Regions from separate parts of the Mus musculus genome. Here region 2 is linked to region 1. The links are chromatin loops, found by intact Hi-C in ENCODE. Cell type or tissue: heart. All regions are shown on one strand.

Region 1 (8,000 bases):
GAATATATGGTGGGATATTTAAAATTCAAAACAGTTGAATTAATCTCAGTTTATAAAACAGGGTGTTTATTTTATGCACCATCATATTTGAAAGCATGGATGACTGCAAAGGAAACTGTCAGCCTAAAGTAAACCAAGATAGAGTTGACCTAATAATCTGTCACACATTCTACACTGAGGTCTTTTGATCACAGAAGCAGCGCAGTATATGAGCTTATACAGCACCCATCCCGATAAACCAAGCCTTTCTGTACAGATACCAACGGGGAATAATACAGCTTTTATAAATGTTCAAAATCTGATGAGATGTACTGTGCTTTACCTGGACCAGTGGTCATCACATGTATGTGGTAGGTATAAATTTGAGTTTCACTTACATCTGGAATCATATGTTCCTGGCTCCTTTATAAAAGTGTGATTTACTGATGAATTCATTACTCACTACTGTGATATTGTTACATTTTCATCTGAAAGATAGTAAATATCCCATTGTTACTATAGTAACTGTAAAGCACCACATAGTAGTCTTGTGTCCAAAGTGCTTAAGCTACGATGATAACAGTCATCTGTGAGCATTTGACACCAAAAGGCTCTTAACTTCCCAGCATCCTTGCAGCAGATAGTTCATGTACCAGAGTCTCTATTTCTTCTGTGTAGTCTAAAGTGCAAAGGTCCTTTGATTCTTTCTGTAAATATATATGTCCTTGTTTCCAGCCCTGGGAACTTCGAATCTACAGAAAAGCCTTGCGTTCTCATTTGCAAGTACGCTGTTTCCAAGGAAACAATAGAATTTGAATGGTGAACCAAGCAATAGTCTAGCCCCACTGTGGATATGTGTGCCCCCTATTTACAAAGGAGTGTCACCGGCAGTATTTCAAAATGTGAGTTCATTTGGAGCCACAGTGGTTACAAGTAAGTTTTTGTGATGTGCTTCTGTGGGGGCAGCAAGCAAGTGACAGTCCAGTGCGACCTGGGTCCTGCTGAGGAGTCAGAGGCCTGAAAGGAGACTGGCAGAGGCTGAAGTGAACTACATGCACATGAGGACTGTGAACGGAGCCTGGGAATTCTGAAGAAACTAGAAGCTGGCCGCCCAGAGGAGAGTTCCATATAGGCTCCATGGGAAGCAAGGGCCTGGTATTCTTTGTTGTTGGTCGTGGTGGTTTGTTTGCTTTTGTTTTGTTTCTCATAGAAATGTGAACATAAATACATTTCTGTAGTTTTAAACTACCTACTCTACAGAGCTTTTTAATAGCAACACTCGTACACCTATCCAACCCTTTCAACAGTACAAAAAAAAATAAACAAACACAGAATAGAAAAGAAAATCACTTTCTGAGAAAAGTCTCCAGGAAAAAAATAATTGCCAGAAATGATAAAATTTGCCATACATTTCACCATGACAATTTGAAATGATCACAGTTGTAAATGAACCTGTGGTGACACAACTGGATGGGAGACAGTGATAGCAAGGCGTCTGGCAGTAAAGATGAAACTGCTGGAATCCAGTGAAACAGCAGAAGGAAATAAAATATTTAAGAAGCAAGTCTTAAGGAGAGGACCAAAAGGACGCTGGTAACAGTAAAATGCACATTGAGGAGCTGGCGCTGCAGCTGGTGGGTGGGGCCTTGTTTATGCCCCAATAGCATGACAATCAAAGCACACTAAAAGAGTGAAAGGAATTGGTCTTTTCAAATGTTGGACTTGTCATTCTAGTGCTCAGGGGAGAGAGGCAGGAGGATCATGGCCATCCTCAGCTAAACTGGGAGTACGAGACCACCCTCTTTTCAAAAATCAAAAAATAAAAATGTGAATTCTCTGGTAATTATATAATACATACAAGGGGAAGAAAGCCTGGCCCGAGGAAGAGGGCACCACTTCCTCTTAAAGACGAATTATCTTTGAGACCAGTAAGCAATGTCAAGGTCATTTCAGATGAAAGCAAACGAAGTTGATGTTGGACTCCCACACCCATTTCCTCCAAGAAGACAATGAGGAAACACTTGTGACATAGAACGCCATGGCCTGCATGTGTGAGCAATGCTTTCCGTGTCTGGTCAGACTGCTCAGCACAGTACACAGTAGGGACAGAGCTGCAGGAATCAGAACTAAAATTCACACCAGCCTTAAGAGTCAAAGCAAGAGGTGGAGAAACCGAGAAAAGAAAATGTGGTGCAAAATGGTAACCAAAGGCTGGCTGGTAGGACTTTACTAAAAACTGGTTATAAAATTGAAAGGACATACATGATCGACAATTATGTAAGTAATCCGAGAAGTGAGAACACAGGGTTGGGAACAGGAGGAAGAAGTTGTTAGCAGTGTAAGCTCATCTGGGCTTTATTGGAATAGCTAAAACATGAACTATATCATTGTGAGCCTGCAAGTCACTTTTTAAGCACACTTAAAAATATAGGGTATCATGGCTTAATGTAACTTAAATAACTGTTTTCGAATGCCTCTTATTCTCTGCATGCTCTCCCACACATGTGTACCTGTTCATATGCACACACTCTTGCTCAACACATACATTGTCTTTCAGAAACAAACCACTGAGAAGAACACTGTGCACATCAGCCAGAGGTGACAATCTTCCAAGCAATTTTGTCCTTTGACTATATAAATGATGGTCTCAGAAGGTGATGCCATCTTCCAATGATCATAGCACCAAATAAAAGCTAAATATATTGAAATGTTCCAGGTGAAGAATAAGGCTGTGTTTCTCACATGTGATTCTGAAATATTAAAGGAGGCTTAAAATCCATATTCAGAAAAGTAAGCATTATAATGCAGAGGTAATTCCAAGACATCATTGTACAGAAAATGCAAGGGTAAACTTTAAAAGATATCTTAAATCAATATATACAGTAATTGTACCTTGGGAAGAAGTTCTTCTTGGGGAGAAGAACTAAATTCCTGTCCATAAAATTTTATTTTATATTGAGAAAAGAAAATTAAACAAGAAAGAAAATAGCAACAAAAGAGCCAAATTGTAGAATGGTGCTCAATCCAGGGCATATATAGGATAGAGGATGCTAAGTCAGGCTTGGCAGCATGTGACCTTTCACAGAAATGAGTTTCTAATTAATTTCAATTTTTTTTTCTGTTTGGTTGGTTGACATCTGTTTTCTTGTTGCTACAGGGTCTCACATAGTCCAGACTGACCTCTGTCTCAGTATCCATGTGATGCTGAGAATCAAATCTCGGGCTTCATGCATATAGGCAAACCCTTGCACAACATTGCCAAGGCTCCTTTAAAATACTTTTTTGATGTTTTACTCAAAGGTAATGATGGAAGAAACTGCATAAATCATGTCCTACAACATCAGGTCGTATTTAACAGATACAATATTTTATGCCCTGAAGAAGAAGAGGAAAAAGACTTCATTAGGAAGAAATAGAATGAACACTGAGGTCCCACAGCAGCTTGTGGCCATCAAGAACATCTTGATTTTTGTGTTTACATGGGTGCATTTGGGGGGAAAAAGACTAGAACAATGTAATCACACTTTGGAGATGAGAAGCTAGAGCTGCCTCTGAGGATGTGCAAGAGTGAGAGGAATTTGTGGTGATTTTTCCTCCCTATTTCCTCTCCAGTTTGGTTTTTCCCTGCAGACTCCTCTACCTCCAGTAATTTAATTGTATTAACACTTACTTTAAATGGTTCATCTTTTTCTCCCATTAACATGCCATGAAGCCTGCTCAAGTCCTGGAGACATTCCCAGTTGTCTCTGCCCTTCTGGAATTCTGACCCAGCTCCTTTAAGATGAGGTATCTGATTAGACCCACATTGCTCCCAGAATTGTTAGTCATTGCTCATTGAAGCCAATCCTGTGACCACTTTATGATTCATGCGGCCACTTGGGTTAAAACCTCCTTTCAGATCTTGGAACTTCCAGCCAAAGTGATATTTCATTTGTAGTAGTAGTAGTAGTAGTAGTAGTAGTAGTAGTGAATTTTACATTATCTACCCCAATCCCATTCATCTCCTACTCTCTCCATATCTGCTCTCCATTCTACAACCTAAGGGATGTTTCTAACGTAGGAAAACTATTCAACCTCTTTATGGTCGGATAATCATAGGCTCCAAAGAAGCAATGTTGATTGGGAAGATATTAACAAATGCTCATGATATCCTAGGATCAGTACATTGACAATCATTTTCACACAAGTTTCCGAATTCTGCCTCAAATTTTGTTTTCTGATATGGTAATGTTAAATTTATACCTGTCTCGACTTGGGGCACTTTGGTGAACAGTGAGAAATTTTTAGGGATAGCTACATTTTTCTTGACTGAATTCTTATTCCTCCCCCCCCCCCCCCGTGGAAATGTAATTGAAAATTAAAAAAAAAAAAAGAAAAAGAAAAAGAAATCCATAACTGTAACTATGCAAGCCATCTGCTTCTGAAGGCCTCTGGCTATTCTTTGCCATACTTACTGGTAGGAGAGAGGTCCACCTATATCTGAGTTCTCAGTTCAGCCTTAGAAACCCAGTAACACAATGGCCGTTTCTTTTTTTCAACGTTTGGATACTTTTTGTCTTGTAATAAGCTCCTTCTAGAGGTAAACACATGAAAGAGCACAGTGGCGTTTTAATCAATCTCCAACAGGAAGGAGATGCTAGTTTTTGGCATGGAAACGTTCCACTTTTAGTAAGGGAAGATCGAGAGAAGGCACACTGTCAGCTCCACCAGGTTCAATTAATTGTTGAAGCCAAACAAAAATAGCCTCGCAGCTTCCATTGTTCTGCAGCTGTCGGCTTCATAACGCTCACAGTCTCCTTGCTCGTGACTCATCTCCATGGTTGCCCAGTTTCCGCTCTTGATTTCCTCCCAGGAGTTGGGATGTGTCATAGCCAGAGCGGGCAACACGATAAGCTTTCTTCCCAGGCCTTTGGAGCACAGCCGTCCCTCAGCCCTTGTCTCTTTTTTTTTACATCACTGGCTCTCTTGACCCATCGACACTCAGAGGTCCTTTAAAAAGGATCCTAAGTGGTTTCCTGTCTGAAGAGAGGCGGAAAGATGTGAGCTCAGATGAAATGTGTATGTACACAGTCTTGAGCCAAATAGTATTCCCTACTTGAAGAATACCATTTGCTTTCTTGCACTTTATTGAGAAGAATTCTGGATTGCCAAAAATATTATCTGCATTCTGAGTTTGTCAGTTATTAAAGGGTTATGATGCTGTGTGTATAAAAATCTCAATTAACTGAAAGTCAAAATTATGACTTAGCTCTTCCAAATATAGACAGTAATACAGTTGTAAAAACCCTATACATTATGACCCAAACATTTCTTATGCAGACAAGTCTTGAAGGATAGAACATTATCTGGTGTTATTCAGTAGGTAAGTGTTCATGACATTATTAGAACTTACCAGCCACTTTTAAGATATGTCTAGCAATCTGGGTTATTGTGTTTCACAGGAAGAAAAAATACTACTGTCCATGCTTCTGAATGGTGACTGAAGGCAGCAACATAACAATTCAAAATCTCCTATGGATATTTAGTCATAAAAGTGAGTCGACAATGAATCTGCTGTGGTAGTTCATGGCTGTAATCCTAGCACTTAAAACAGAGAGAGACAAGAGAATCACAAGTTCTAAGTTCTAGGCCAGCCAGGACTGTATAGAGGATGTGTGTGTGTGTGTGTGTGTGTGTGTGTGTGTGCGCGCGCGCGTGTGTAGGCAAAAGGTCAGGTGTCTTTCTCTACCCTGTCTGTTTGTTTATTTACTTATTTACATACCTCTGAGACAGGGTTTATCACTGAATATGGAGTTCCATGATTGGCTGCACTGGGTGGTCAGTTAAGCCCATGATTGTCCTTTCTCTGCCTCCCCAGCTCTGGGGTGATAGGTGTTCATGGCCATGCACAGCTTTCAACAGCTACTGTGACTACAAACTTAGGTAATCCCCTTGTGTTGTGAATATGTTACCTACTGAGCCATCACCCAGCCCCCAGCGGGCCCTCTTCTATGTGATTCTCTCCCTCCCTCTTCTTTTCTTCAGCGCTCACCACTTTCCTGTGAAGCCAAGCAGTACTTAGCTTGGGGCTACTTTGATCCCTTAAGATACATTTGGCACATCTCAAGATGTTTGTAACTGTGATAGCCTGGGGAAAGTAGTGATATACTGCATTGAGACAAGGCTGATGTTAAATATCTCCAGGGTTGGGGTTGGGGGAGGCAGTCTGGTTCTCTATAGTAAAAAATGACCCAAGTGCAAAATGTCAAACATGACCAGGCTGGAGAATTTGACACGCCACCCCACCCTGTCCTAATTTTCCACACTTCAGTTCAAACGTCACAGCCCCTGAAACTTTTCTTTCTAATAATAATAATAATGATAATAATAATAATAATAACAATATTAAACTATTTCTTTAGGGTACAGATTGTCTTTTCAGCTCATTATTAAATTTCTTGTTCTTCCTTCAGGCTTCCTGGTGAGTGTGCATGGTGTCTTGACCAGTCTTGTCTGTCCAGTACCCAGACTAGTTCTTACTGGTAAGTTTTTTAAAGTATGTGAATGATTGGATAAAAGGAAATGTTCTTATTGAAACTATGTCTTTGTGTTCCCTCCTACCCCCCAATCACTTGGCAGTGTTAGATACACGCAGCAGACCGCCTGTGAGAAAACATAGGCACTGAACAAAGGCTCTTCATCCTGCCTGTACACTGTCTGGGTTCAGCAGACCCCAGCACTGATGGTATGTATCTGAGATGATGATCTCTGAATGCTGTTAATGGATCAGGTAATGTTAACTGAAAGCCCATCTTTAACTGTTCATGATCTCCTGAGTTAGAATCAATGTCTAGTTATGAGTGTACTCTGAAGTCTATCTGCCTTCAGTAGATATTCTGTGTTCCAGTCTGGAATCTAGCACTCACCACTTTTACCATCTTAAGTTTATGTCCTAAAGACACTGTGACTATTTGCAGTCTTACAAATGGGGACTTTCAGACTAGAAAACTTAGAACTGACTCTTATTAGAACTTTGAGTTGGAATTTTTTTCAACATAATATTTTTATTGATTCTTTGGGAATTTCACCCTGATCACACTCATTTCCCAGTCTCTCCATATCCCCCCACCCAAAAAATAAAAAATTAAAACTAAAATAGTAATAGTAATAATAATAATAAACAAGTTCAAATTGTGTTATCTATATACTCACTGGCCCATGGTCAAATTCAGTATAAGACAGTGATTGGCACTTAATGAAAACAATGCTCACAACAGCCAGAGGTAAGGAGGCAGGGCTAGTGTCTTGCCTCTTGTTTGTGAGGGAAGCGACCCAAGTGATCATATCTGGCCTTAGAATATGACTTTGCTTCATTGTGTTCCCAAGGAGAACTAGGAGGAACAACTTTACAAGATAAGAGTATCCAGGTTTCCCAACCATGTACGTATCTTTGTCTTAGAAAAGCATCTCTGCGTCTCTTTGCTGTCCAGACAAATTTTAACCCCTTCGCAAGTACAGATGTTGCTAGTTACCTATGGGAGCCACTGCAGCTGCAGCCTAATTTCCCTGCTTCAAACAGTGGCAATGAAATCATTCTGTCCATAGCAACTAATGTCCTTTAAATTAGCATTAAAAATTCATTCTTTCAGTTTACCCTTCCTGAATCAAGTTCATTAACTATCAGCTGAGAACGTTTTAAATTATAACCTGAGCACATTATTTTCTAATTTATAATGGATCATCTAGGCAAATTGAAATCTCAAAAAGGAGTGAATTAATTAATGTTAATGAAAGCATACAGCAGGAGACAGATGTCAGGTTAATCTTTAGAGCGTGCTTGTAAGGCCATTGTCGGGACAAGGCTTCCCCTTGCAGCACGTAGTTCTGGCCAAAGGCTTTGCCATTCTACACTCAGAAGGAAGGGAGTGAGAAGCCAGAGATGAAGCTGGAAGCTGAACTATAGACAATACATCACATGTCACGTCTCACCTTTCATATGCCCTGGCATCTGTGTATCTCTACTATGAAGCAAAGTGGTCAAC
Region 2 (8,000 bases), 190 kb before region 1:
AGTATCTCCAGCTCCTGGCACATCCCAGCCACATGCCTCCCCAGGATTGAAGCTTGCTGTCGTAGCACCAGTATTTTTCCTAAACAATCTCTTTGGATCTTTCCTGGTCTCTGCTCTGAAACCATTTGCCCAATTCTAGCATTCACACAACCCTGTCTTAGATTGTCTCTCATCAGCAGTAAAAAGAGGATACAATGAATTACATGTACTCTACATCTGTGCAGCCTTCCCTAGACCCATTTTTACAACTCAATGGTAGACTTTCAGACTTAGTGACTTGTAAATTGGCTTCTTGGTCTTTTATCTCTCCTGACCCCAATAGTTTAATCAATATTCTGCTGACATATTGATCCTCCTGGTTTATAACTAGGATGATAAAACCCCATCTCAAGCAACTGCTACAGGTCTTAATTGTCAACTATAAGAGTCAATATTTCTTTCCTATTTATTTGGAAGCGTGGGACTTGAACCCAGAGCTTTATACAAGTTTGGAATCTGCCTCATCTTGAGCTACCTCCAGGGATAGTCATCTCTTTTTCTCATGTTGCCATTTAACATCTCCTGATACTATTCTTTGCACTCTGCTTTCTAGTAGGCAGCCATGTTCAAAATATGGCTACCTTCTATTTCTAGACTAGAATACACTGATGTTTTTACAATGCCCCTATTTTGAAACATTCTATATTCACCTTGAACCTCCTGATTTCAAGTTGTAATGTTTGTCACATTCTTATTTTCCCAACATACCAGATTAAGCAACTAGTGAATTTTTTATACTGCTCTTTACTTATTCCTTAAGATTTATAACACAGCAGAATTCATGTTACCTGCTTCTGTCTCTTCTCACTCTATCTAACCTGGGGAATGGCTCCTATTAGTTTCCATAAAGTCACTGGATGTAGCACGGTGTCTTCTTATAGTGTGTTCAATCAATTTTTTGTTTTATAAAATTGAGTATTGTCACTACAAATGAATTCCTCGTAGCAATTAAATCTTTCTGATATTATTATTTAGTGTCCTGTTTCTACCTATCCTATTAAAAAGAAAATGTTAGAGGGAAACATGTGTCTGTGTGTGTGTGTGTGTGTGTGTGTGTGGTGTGTGTGTGTGTGTGTGTGTGTGTGTGTGGTGTGTGTGTGTGGTGTGTGTGTGGTGTGTGTGTGTGTGTGTGTGTGTGTGTGTGTGTGTGTATGTGTGGTGTGTGTGTGTGTGTGTGTGTGTGTGTGTGTCCTAGTTGTCCATTTTCTTGGAATCTTCATTTAGCATCTCTGAGTCTCAGACTCAGAAACCTCACCCCTCTAGACTTACAAACCATTGGAGTGACTGTTCAGTTTTAAGTACAACTTAGAAGACCTCAGGAAGAGTAGCAGTCCCCTTCAGGAACCTCTGCGACACAGTTCTATAGGGCAGCTCTCCAAGCTGAACACTGCAAAGTCTTAGAACAGCATCCTAACAACAAAAACTTCTTGCTGTCATGCAGATAGTCTCTGGATTTCAACAACAGTCTCGTTGCCTAGATCATGTTTAAACCCGAGATTGACAAAAACACCGGAAGGGGAAGTACTCAATTTCTCAGGAAAAAAAAATCATATTTAGAAGTCAATTTCAGATAAAAAAAAAAAAAAAAAGCATGTACTTACTTGACAGTCTGAATTTTAGAGCGAAAATCTCTCCCTCCCAAACCCCAGTAATTGACTCTGCAGATAAATTTGTTTATCATCCTAACCGTGAGGGGCCCATGAAGCTCTGAACTCAATGTCCTCCTCGAACAGGGAGTTAAGGAAAGAACTGACTAGGTGAACTTAGGAAATGCTTCATTTCCTGTGCCCAATCTGCGAAGGAAACATCCACTGGCAAAGCCAGGTGCATCAAAGTCTTCCATGTGGACAGGAAAGTCTCTCTGTCCCACCCAGGCCACTCTCAAGGGTCAATCGGTGGTGCTCAGGCCCAACTTCCTTTTCTACGATCAGCCTCTCTCTCTCTCTCTCTCTCTCTCTCTCTCTCTCTCTCTCTCTCTCTCTCTCTCTCCCTCTCTCTCTCTCTCTCTCTCTCTCTCTCTCTCTCTGTCTCTCTCTCTCCCTCCTTCCCTCCATCTCCCTCTTTCTCCCCCATTCATACCTTCTCCTGCCTCTTCCTCCCAGCCTCCTTCCTCCTCCTCCTCCTTCCTCCTCCCTCCCTCCCTCCCTCCCTCTCTCCCTCCCTCCCTCCCTTTTTCCCCCACACCAGATACAGGCTTCAAGTTATCAAGCAGGCTTGTTGGCAGATGTGAAGGAAATATTGTTTAAATATTTTCACTGCCCAAGTGAGAAATTTTCCAGCACGGGCTAACAACTCATTAGAAAGCTGCCACTCTTAAAGCAAGAGTGGACCCTTGACCAGTGAGCTAGAGGAGGCTGGTGTTTTCCCTAAATGATCCAGTAGAAAACACCTGTGGGCCCTGTGGTTGGGCGGTGGTGGCCCACGCTTTTAATCCCAGCACTTGGGAGGCAGAGGCAGGCGGATTTCTGAGTTGGAGGCCAGCCTGGTCTACAAAGTGAGTTCCAGGACAGCCAGGGCTATACAGAGAAACCCTGTCTTGAAAAAAACAACCCCCCCCCCCAAAAAAAAAGAAAAGAAAAGAAAACATCTGTGGGCCATTCTGTGTAGTCCTCCTTGGTAGCTTCTTTCTTACAGTCCCAGGAGGGAGACAAGTCCCCTGGCCCTCTTCCTCTTTGTTTGCAGGATGTGCAGTCCAGTCAGCATTTAAAAAGTGCTGGCAGCCTGCTGCACAGTCTAAGGTGTGTAGATCCCAATGGTGAAGAGCCTCAGCTTGGGCTCTCAGAGTTGATATTAACGAGGCACACGATTTTGAGCAGTAAGTCGTAGAGTTGACATTTTCAACTGTTCTAAGACATACTGAAGAGTAACTTAGAAGCAGGTCGTCAGTCTCATGGGCACTTTTGTAAAACCCCAAGTTCTCAGTCTCTCTTATAACTTTCTGGAGAAATGCAGGATAGGAGACTGTATGATGCTTCAGACTTATCCTCAGTTTATAACAGTATTTTTAAAAATTACTGGCAAAATGTAAACTCAAGTTGGACCAGTGATTTTTATTATTTTCTACGTTTGATTGTTTTTATAAATTAAAATCTTTTAGGCAGTAAATTTTGGAAAAAGAGACAGGCAAATAAAATTAGAACTGAGTTTTCTGGATTACTTCCCCCCCCCCCCACACACACACACACACACAAACACATACCCTCTCACAGTGCACGCCGCCCGTCCCCTAGAGTCAGAGCAAATCTTTCCCAAATGCTTCTTTGGGTAGCGTGCATTTTAGCTTTCATACTTATTAAATCTGTCTAATACTAGAATCACTCACGTCTTTCTCTCAATAGTACATTTACCACTGTGGGCAAGGAAATCACCTTATTCATTTTTATGTTCTTCTCCTTACCCAGCACAGGACCCTAATAAGCTATTACATTTAACTGTGGTTTATTTCGTATTACTTAAGAATAGTTAGAAATAAAAGTGAACATTGTCTCAACTGCCCATTAACTCAGGGTAACATGCATCTGTTTGTTTGTTTGTTTGTTTGTTTGTTTGTTTTACCTGCATAGGTGGTGGGTTTGGCTTGTTCTGAAAGTTACACAAAATATTATGTAATTATGTTTGTGTGTGCATATATTTCTGTAACAAAAGTAGATACATTTCAATGGCCACTTACCCAGTCCCCTAAGATGCTAGTGTTCGCCTAATGGTGAATCACCATTCACTTCTGCACGGAGTTTTACCTACCAGAGCTGAAAGAGAGCTGTACTGTTGGAGACTTTGGTAGCACTGTTTCCAGTGATGGACTTTCACTCTTACCCCATCCACTATTATTCTGGGCCGATGACGGAAAAGACCATAATTTTGTTTGTTTGTCGTTGTTTTAAACTAGCACATTTTAAGTCAAAATTCTATTTTTAGTCCCTAAAAAGTTAACACATTTCCTGAGACGTTCTCCGAATCCATTTAACACACTTTCAGGCCCTCACACCAGCAAACATTTCCCTTCAGTGGAAACGAACTCTCTACTTGTGGCACTGCCTCCTCCGCCTCTTTCAAACTTAACTCTGTGTACCCTGTTCAGCCAATCAAGCAGCAACTCATCAGAGAAGCCCCCGAGGATCAACTGAGCCTAGCAGCTCACCCACACCATCAGAAAAGATAAGAGGACCGTACCTTTGCCGTCCTCACTGTGGCAGAGACTGTTGGACAAAAGGAAGAAAAGAACAGTCGCTTGAAGCAGCCGCATGGTGCCTACCGATGGTCTCAGTGGCTTCACTGTCCAGGGTAAGGCAGGGAAGGATTCCTCTCAGCCTGGCCAGGCCGTATTAGCAAATGGGAAAGGTGTACTGACTGTGAGCAGACGCTGCCCATTCCTACTTATTTTGGGGATTCTGATAAAGAACTAGAGGAAATACACGCACTCCCTTTGGGAGGTCAGCAGAGAGGAGATTTATTGTTTCAGCCCCTTACAGGAACTTCTTTTTTTTTCCTCTCTCTTCCTTTGGCAGCCACTTGTGTTTTTGTTACTGCATTATTTTACTCTTCTTCAACAAAAAGGTCAGGATGGGATTTGAACAGGAAGAGACCCTTCTTGAGAAAGGGCCAGAGAGCTTTCTAACTTTTGTTTTGAAAGTGCATTTTAGAGAAGCTGTAAAGAGACCTCACCAAGTAGCCCCCCAGGTCGGCTGAAAAGGCTGTGACTTCCCAAGGTCTGGATTTGAGTACAAAATCCACAAGGAATTGCATTTCTTCTCTCTTCTCAACTCATAAGCCAAGTCAGTGAAGACCACCTTCTAGAGGCAAATACAAGTATGAACTGGATCACGTTCTGCTCTTGAGGAAGTAAGCTGGCCTCTTATTACTGCCCAGAGAGGTTTTCAAGACATTTCTTTCTTTCTTTTTAAATATTTTTATTAGATATTTTCTTCATTTACATTTCCACTGCTATTCCAAAAGTCCCCCATACCCCCCCACTCCTCTCCCCCTCCCCCTCCCACTTCTTGGCCCTGGCATTCCCCTGTACTGAGGCATATAAAGTTTGCACGACCAATGGGCCTCTCTTTCCACTGATGGCTGACTAGACCATCTTCTGATTCATATGCAGCTAGAGACACGAGCTCCGGGGGGCACTGGTTAGTTCATATTGTTGTTCCACCTATAGAGTTGCAGTTCCCTTTAGCTCCTTGGATACTTTCTCTAGCTCCTCCATTGGGGGCCCTGTGATCCATCCAATAGCTGACTGTGAGCATCCATTTCTGTGTTTGCTAGGCCCCCGGCATAGCCTCACAAGAGACAGCTATATTAGGGTCCTTTCAGCAAAATCTTGCTAGTGTGTGCAATGGTGTCAATGTTTGGAGGCTGATTATAGGATGGATCCCCGGGTATGGTAGTCTCTAGATGGTCCATCCTTTCGTCTCAGCTCCAAACTTTGTCTCAGTAACTTCTTCCACCACCGGTGTTTTGATCTCAATTCTAAGAAGGGGCAAAGTGTCCACACTTTGGTTTTCGTTCTTCTTGATTTTCATGTGTTTTGCAAATTGTATCTTGTACCTTGGGTATTCTAAGTGTCTGGGCTAATATCCACTTATCAGTGAGTACATATCATGTGAGTTCTTTTGTGATTGTGTTACCTCACTCAGGATGATGCCCTCCATGTCCATCCATTTGCCTAGGAATTTCATAAATTCATTCTTTTTAATAGCTGAGTAGTACTCCATTGTGTAAATGTTAGCCGGCCAGTGATGGCTCATGCTTTAATCCCAGCACTTGGGAGGCAGAGGCAGGTGGATTTCTGAGTTCGAGGCCAGCCTGGTCTACAGAGTAAGACATTTCTAACAGAAGTAAACACAGATTTAAGACAAGCTCCTGCTCACTTCTGGTTCTGAGGCCACCCTTCCCTTTTGTTGCTGCAGACTGAATTCATGTCAGAAAAGTGTACCACCACCAAGTTATATCCCCACCCGATATTCCTGGTTTTTATTAGATTTTTATGAGGCATAAGAAAAAAAATCACTATATTATAGGTATAAGGAATCTGCCTGGGATGGCCTAGGTGGCATCAGCTGTCATAGGGCATTGGTGATGTTCCGAACTGTGTGTTCTGTAGGACCAAACACCAACCAGTAGCCTCTTTGCTCTTAGTGATGACTGCTTTATACAGGATGGTTGCACAGCCCGACCCCTGAACACAGTGCTTGTGTGAAGAATGGAGTCAGAAGATTCCTGAATTCCGCAGTCACAGATTTCACATCCCAACCAATTAATCTTTCATATACGTTTAGGTACAGGCTTACTAGAGGAGGATGCTAATGGATTCTTACACACTAAACCATAAAATTAGACCTTCACCCATTTCTAAGGAGACCATCTGTTTCCTTGAGACATCACTCAGGGAAGGACTCCTCCATAGAAGTGTGGTGAGAACAGATCGTTGGCTCAGACCACTTAAAAACATTGCTGGTTTTATCCTGACCACTATCTAGTCTCCCAAGAGCTCAGTTTTTAATTTTAATCTTGTATATATAAGTAAGATTGATTTTTCACAAATCAGAATGCCATTGGGTGTCCCTTTCAGTAGGCACAGCCCAGAGGGTACAAGGATGGCAGATCATGTGGTTAGATGACCCAGGCATTTTCCGGGAACAGAGTGGGATGTGGCCCTGTGAGAACAGGGTGAAACATGGTGTCTCACTTCCCACTTGCTGTTGTTCTTCGTGGGGGAGGGGTGCAGGGGGAATTTGAGTATTAATGTTTGAGACTCTCAGCATGATTGCCATGGTTTTCATTAAGGGCACCAGACATGCACTCCAGGAGGACTTACTCCTGATAAATGGTCAAGTTACTTTTACATGTTTTGTGACTTGATTTTCATTGTGTGTGTGTGTGTGCGTGCACGAGCACACATGCACCTGGGCTACATGTATGTGTATGAACCAATGGGTATGGGTGTGGTCACTCATGTAGATGTGAGGAGAAAGTGGAAAAATCAGAGGTTGATGTCTCTTCTTCTTCGACGAACTTCTGGATTTGTCTGTCTTCAATCCCAAGCACCAGGTGTACACACACATGGCCACAGCTGTCTCAAAACATGGGTCCTCATGCTTTTGCAAACAACACTTTATCCACTGAGCTATCACACCACCCTGTACGCAAGCTGTTTAGAAGACAGAGGACCACATGCTGGAAAAGAAAGGAACAGACAAATAAACACAAAAATCCTGAGGCCACAAAAATAACAAAACAAGACACCCAAAAATCAACCAACCAACCCAAACAACAACAACACCCACAAGCAAATCAATTTAGTAAAGTCAGCCAGCTTTACTTTAGTAAGTGAGACTGAAGCTTAATCAAAACTGCAAGGATCCAGAAGAGAGAGGCCAATGAGGCAAAGCCTTCCTGGGTTGGGGGTGCCTTGACACTCTGCATTAAAGCTCTTAGAAAACATAAAGTGTGGCTTGAATCTTATATTCATTTATTTTTCTTTTCAAAAGTTTTTCTGAAGCCATTAAGACAACTTGGTGGGTGGAGGTGTTTGTGGCCAAGGGCAATGACCTGTGTTCTGTCTCCGGGACAGACATGGTGAAAGAGATAATGGACTCCTACAAATTTTCCAATGACTTCTACACATGTGCACATGTACATAAACAAATGATAATATGAGAGATTTTAAATGTGTTTCTGGAACTAACACATCTGATTTCTGTCTTTAAACCACAAGAGAATGTCCCCTGCCCTTCAATTTTTGTTTGAGTAAATACTTTTAAAATTTAATACTTAGGACATACATTTACACAGGCATTACCAAATATTTGGTGTTCTTAACAGCTTGAAGGTTTAAATCATTTTGTAGTATGTGTTTTAAGAATAGTTTGATAAAAGAAAACAGGTGACATGAACAAAATTCTTCCATCCTGAGAGAAGAAAGTGTGTTTGTATTTGTTTTGCTCACAAATCACTCTAGA

What was found. Peaks named below come from ENCODE experiments on the same cell type or tissue, not always from the same donor. Only the 100,000 strongest peaks of a DNase experiment are listed, where the experiment ranks them.
Region 2: it touches region 1 in a loop (7-fold over the local background); 5 of 42 quality-filtered maps call a loop at or near these places.

Annotation. Positions count from the first base shown.
Region 1 is chr3:137,147,424-137,155,423 of GRCm38, reverse strand. No RefSeq gene overlaps it. Among named protein-coding and RNA genes, the nearest start is that of Gm26107, 84 kb to the right of the region's middle. In heart, no CTCF peak of the experiment used is centred here; DNase peaks (open chromatin) are centred at 2,013 and 4,813.
Region 2 is chr3:137,337,522-137,345,521 of GRCm38, reverse strand. It overlaps Emcn (endomucin), which reads right to left and starts at 4,444. Exons shown (of 12, transcript NM_001163522.1): 1 at 4,210-4,444. The coding sequence starts at 4,282. In heart, no CTCF peak of the experiment used is centred here; DNase peaks (open chromatin) are centred at 1,871 and 4,381; H3K4me3 peaks cover 1,653 bases; H3K27ac peaks cover 1,074 bases.